Regions from separate parts of the Homo sapiens genome. Here region 2 is linked to region 1. The links are chromatin loops, found by intact Hi-C in ENCODE. Cell type or tissue: PC-3. All regions are shown on one strand. Each heading gives the region's core, and the rest is flanking DNA. Links, peaks and the distances in the headings are about the cores only.

Region 1 (2,922 bases), core at 307-2,806:
GAGTGGTCAGGGCTGTCCGCCTGTAGCACCCTCTGAAGGTGGCATCCCCAAGCCTCAGCCTCCGCAATCCAGTCTGTAAAAGCCTGATCTCACTTAGCTCCTTCTCAAACAATAATTTGAAATCAACGAATCCTGTGCTGACATACTCCTCCCCTATGATTACTGAGCTCTAGACATGAGGAAACAGGCATTTCTCAACCAAGCCCTCCATCAGTGATTACCATTATTGCATAATTGGGGACCTCAGAAGCAACAGAGTGCCGTGAGCTGCCAGGCCCAAGCTCCTACTCAAATGACACTCTGAGTTCAGCTGCTAGAAGACAGGAAAATGTGGCTAATTGAGACTAAAGACTGCTCTGAGTAGCTTTCTAATTTTCCACAGTTAGTTCCTTTTTATTCTGCAGTGGTGTCCTTTTGGTAATTGACTTTCAAATAATACTTGTTACATATCATACTTAAACAGGAGTATTTCTGGCAGGGTTGAGCTATACAATGGATCTAGAAGTGGATTTCATTAAGGGAACCAGCTCTACAGATCTGAGGCACTCCCTCAGTGCCAGCCACACACTAATGTTCAAGAAACATGGCCCATGAGATATGTCCACACAGTTATCAGTGTACAGAAATCGCAGCATTATTTGTGTGTGCATGCAGCAACCACACAGACGATCACAGAATTCTCACATCTTTTCTCTCATTTTTCCTGACCCTGTGAGTTTAAAAGGACAAGAAACAAATGAGGACACTAGATTCATCAAAATTGGATCATGAAGCATGTTACTGCACATCTACTATATGCCAAGCATTGGAAATACAGACATGAATACAGCAACACCTGCCTTCAAGATGTTCACAACATGGGGGCATGGATGGGGAAAACCAAAAAGCAAAAAATTATAATAATGCAGTGGGAAAGTCAACATTATAGAGATTTATACACATGCAAGATGGAGCACAGAAGACAGTAACTCTCTGGGGATTGAGGAAGTGAAAGGAAATGAAAGTCAAGTTGAGTCCTGAAGGATGCCTAGAAGTCAACCTGTTGAAGAGGGAGGCTAAGACATTCCAGTTAGAGCAGTAAACAAATGCTGCCTACTGCAGGAAAGGAAGAGGTTTTCCAGGACCCATGTGCCAAGGGTATATAGCAGAGTGTGGACTAACCTCAAGTCCCCAGCCTTGACTCGGTATCCATAGTTTTCATGCTTGTGTGCTGTCCAATTGTTTGGCAAATACGTTCACTTCTGTGCTTCCGTGGAAGCTTTCATGATATCCTCTGGGGAAATTGGCTGTCATTGCTCCAACCTCATTTGGATTCTTATTTTAGAATTGCCACTGGAGTCCATTTGTAAGCCATATAATGCTTTTGTTTTTACAGGAATACATTGTTTTTATCCCAGGTGCTATATTCCTTAGCACGACTATCCATTTTGTTGCTAAATTTGGCTCTAAAGAATTTGGAAGCATTTGCAACATTAAATGTACCCTCAAAGTTGATGATGGCCACTGCACTGAGCGTGTTCAAAGAAATGTGCTCTTGTAGGAAGAGGGTACATCTCAGTCTGCCCCCTTCCTCACCTCTGCCCAGGGGAAGGGAACCTCCATCTTCAGCTACTCTGAGCAGGGTGCCTGGTGCTGGAAGACCAAGGACTATGTCTGTGGGTGGCACTTGCCCTCCATTCATTGAGATTATTAAGCTGATTCTGTCACCACCTCTGCCTTGAGGACTCAGCCAACTTATTCACTCTCATCTCAACATGCTCATTTTCACTTCAGATTCTTGTAGCACAAGGCCTGCCAGAGGAGCCTAAAACATCCCACGGTTTGAATTGAGAGTGAGGGAGCAATAGGAGACTCTGTTTACTTTGACAGACCACATACTGATTAAGATGCAAGCAATGTGGAATGTTTGTTTTTAAAAGTCTGATCATTCATTAAAAGCCACACCTTGTATACGGTCAGTGCCAGGGAAAGGAACAAAGCACTTTCCATTAAAAACGTTTGCAAAATCCTTTTTAAGAAAGGAGCAAGATTCTGAACCTAGATAGACAATGGGGACCAAGAGCCCATTTCTAAACCAGCATACTAGTCACAAGCTTCTCCTCCTTCAGTGCATTGAGCACCTGCCTTCATGTACAGAGGAGCCTCCCCCACCCGCATGCCACCTCTCTAATACTGGTATGTAAGCCCCCAGTCCAGAACCCTCACCTCAAGGAGGAAACGATAGTTCTACAATGTCCACTTCGGCTCTCAAAATTACATGCTGTGAACTATTGAAAACAAAACCCCAGAACCACACAGGGCATCACAGAGAAAGACTGGCATTTCCAAGCTGGGGACTGCAGATTGAGGCGCCTTTGTGAGGTCTACAGTTCCTGCTCCTGAGGGCAACCAGGGTGGCTGGCTGCCCTGCTTTCCACGGAAGCCGGCAAGCAGTGTGACACTGTCACTCACCAAGAAAAGTCACTTCCTAAAATACCACACGCTGCAGGTAAACAGAAGAAAGGTCAGAATGATGTAGGTGTGTGTGCTATAAACCATCTCGTACATAAAAATTGCCTAATTACTGGGGAGATATGAAAAAGCATACATTACTCCTCAGAGCGGCTAACCCTCGGGGCTGGATAGGAAGCGAGGCACCTCTCAGAGCAGCTCAAATACATCAGACCTCAGGCCTCCTCTAGTTGCAGAGAAAATACCAAAATTCTTTATGCCCCCACCCCTATCACATGACTACATATGAAGCAATCTGTGAAAACAGCATGAAAACATCATATAAACTTGAGTCTTTGTGTTCATTTCATACTTAAATAATGTGACTAATCATTGTTTTTTACTTTGTCCTTGAATTTTCATTATGAAGATAGAAAAGATATAAATTTCATCCATTAGGTTTGGAAGCATACATAGTATGCTATTTGAATG
Region 2 (2,922 bases), core at 227-2,726, 180 kb before region 1:
ATCTGATAAAGGACTTGTATTCAAAATATATGAGGAACTCTCAAAACTCAACAGTAAGAAAAGCAACAACTCATCCTCAAAAAAAAAAAAAAAAAAATGAGCTGATGGACCAAAGACCTTAGCAGACGTCTCACCAAAGAAGATATACAGGTGTCAAATAAGCACATGAAAAGAGTCTACATATCTTATGTCAGCAAGGAAATGCAACTTAAAACAACGAGATACTACTGTACACCAATTAGAGTGGCCAAAATTCAAAACTCTAACAACATCACATGCTGGCAAGGATGTGGAGCAACACAAACTCTCATTCATGTTCTTGAGAATAGAAAATAGTACAGCCCCTTTGGATGACAGTTTGGAAGTTTCTCACGAAACTAAACATACTCTAACCATACGATCCAGAAATCACGCTCTTTGATATTTACCCAAAGGCATTGAAAATTTATGTCCACAGAAAAACCTGTACACAGATGTTAGCACCTTTACTCTTAATTTCCAAAACATGGAAGCAACCAAGATGTCCTTCAGTAAATGACTGGGTCAATAAAATGTGTTACACCAGGCGCGGTGACTCATGCCTGTAATCCCAGCACTTTGGAAGGCTGAGGCGGGCGGATCATGAGGTCAGGAGATGGAGACCATCCTGGCTAACATGATGAAACCCAGTCTCTACTATAAAAAAATACAAAAAATTAGCTGGGCGTGGTGGCGGGTGCCTGTAATCCCAGCTACTGGGGAGGCTGAGGCAAGAGAATGGCATGAACCCGAGAGGTGGAGCTTGCAGTGAGCCAAGATCATGCCACTGCACTCCAGCCTGGGCAACAGAGCGAGACTCTGTCTCAAAAAAAAATAAAATGAAATAAAATAAAATAAAATGTGATACATTCAGAAAATGTAATATTATTCAGTGTTAAAAAGAAATAAGCTATCAAGTCATGAAAAGACATGGAGGAATCTTAGATGCATATTGCTAAGTGAAAGAAGCCAATATGAAAAGGCTATATACTGTATGATTGCAACTATATGACACTCTGGAAAAGACAAAAATAAGGAGTCAGGAAAAAGATCAGTGGCTTCTAGGGGTACGCAGGGAGGGAAAGATGAACCAGCAGAGCACGGGGGTTTTCAAGCAGTGAAACTACACTGTAAGATGTTATATGTGTGGATGCATGTCATCATGCATTTGTCCAAACCCTTAGAATGCACAACTCCAAACGTGGCCCAATGTAAACTATGGACTTTGGGTGATTATGACAGCCAGTGCCCATTCATCAATTGCAACAGGTATACCACCGGTGGAGGATGTCGATACTAGGGGAGGCTATGCACATGTGGAAGCAGGGATGATATGGGAAAGCCAGCTCTGCACCTTCCACTCAATATTGCTGTGAACATAAAACTGTTCTAAAAAGTATAGTACAGTAAAAAAATGGATATAGAATGTGATCAGATATTTCACCAAAAAAAATAAATAAATAAAAACAGACACAAGAAAAGATACTCCATATCATTGGTCACTAGGGAAATGCAAATCAAAACCGTAAGGAAATACCACTATGTGCCTGTCTTAATGGCTAAAAATAAGCAGGGAAATGATAATAGCAAGTGTTGGCAAGGATGTGGAGCAAGTGGAATTCTCCTGTGTTTCTCGGGGGCCTGCAAAATGGTAGTCTGGAAAACAGTCACTCTGGAAAACAATTTGACAGCTTCCTGTAAAAGGAAATAAAGTTAAATGTACATTTACCATACCACTGACTGAGCCAATTCCTAAGTATTTATCCAAATAAAATGCAAATCTATGTTCTCATAAAAACCTGTAGGAGAATGTTTGCGGCAGCTTTACTCATAACCCCAAAAACTGGAAACAACCCAGGAGTCTCTCAACCAGGGATTAAAGAAACTGTGGTACATCCATGCATTGGAATACTATTTATTTGATATGGTTTTGCTGTGTCCCCACCCAAATCTCATTTTGAATTGTAATCCCCATGATCCCCATAGTCCCCATGTGTCAAGGGAGATACCAGGTGGAGGTGATTGGATCATGGAGGCAGTTTCCCCCATGCTGTTCTCATGATATTGAGTGAGTTCTCACGAGATCTGACTGTTTTATAAGTGTTTGGTAGCTCGTCCTGCGACCCTTCTCCCTCCTGCTGCCTTGTGAAAAAGGTGCCTTGCTTCTCCTTCACCTTCCACTATGATTATAAGTTTCCTGAGGACCCCCCAGCCATGCTGAACTGTGAGTCAATTAAACCTCTTTCCTTTCTAAATTACTCAGTCTTGGGTAATTCTTTTATAGCAGTGTGACACTATTAATCAATAAACAGAAAAAAAACTACTTATACATAACAACATAGATAAAATCTCAAAGTCATCATGCCAAGTGCAACAGGCCTGACTCAAAAGGCAAAATTCTGTATGAGTTCATGTGTACTGAATTCTTGAAAAGGCAAAATTATAAGGGCAGTAAAAGTAGCAGAGGGTTTGGGGGTTGGCCAGGGAAGGGAGGTTTGGCAATGAATGGGCACAGGAATATTCCTTTACATGATGGAATTGTTCCATATCTTGAGTGTGGGGGTGTTACACACTGTAATCATTTGTCAAAACTCCCAGAACTATACATTAGAAAGAATAAATTCTACTTATGTAATTATACCTTACTGTTGAAAGGGGGAAAAGATGAAATCATTATTCAGTTTTTAAAAAATCCATAGGAAGACACAAAATCACTCCTTTAATAAAAGAGCTCTTCCTTCATAGAAAGGAACTGAGCAATTCCTTAAACATCACAATCTTTTGTTTTTAATATTACAATTAATATTGTAGGAAAACAATAATTTGTAAAGGGACTCAAAAATGCATTAATGTGATATTGAATTTAAATTTTTATAAGGAAGAGAGAGGTCCAAATACTTCCCT

Evidence for each region. Hi-C counts contacts between places; a loop is a spot of excess contacts. Peaks named below come from ENCODE experiments on the same cell type or tissue, not always from the same donor. Only the 100,000 strongest peaks of a DNase experiment are listed, where the experiment ranks them.
Region 2: a loop joins it to region 1, with 5 times the contacts of the local background. A loop is called at or near these places in 1 of 110 quality-filtered maps.

What each region holds. Positions count from the first base shown.
Region 1 is chr14:96,903,347-96,906,268 of GRCh38, reverse strand. No RefSeq gene overlaps it. Among named protein-coding and RNA genes, the nearest start is that of LINC00618, 39 kb to the left of the region's middle. In PC-3, for the core only: no CTCF peak of the experiment used is centred there; DNase peaks (open chromatin) are centred at 1,848 and 2,558; H3K4me3 peaks cover 976 bases; H3K27ac peaks cover 1,831 bases.
Region 2 is chr14:97,081,288-97,084,209 of GRCh38, reverse strand. No RefSeq gene overlaps it. Among named protein-coding and RNA genes, the nearest start is that of LINC02304, 72 kb to the left of the region's middle. In PC-3, for the core only: no CTCF peak of the experiment used is centred there; no DNase peak of the experiment used is centred there; H3K27ac peaks cover 1,773 bases.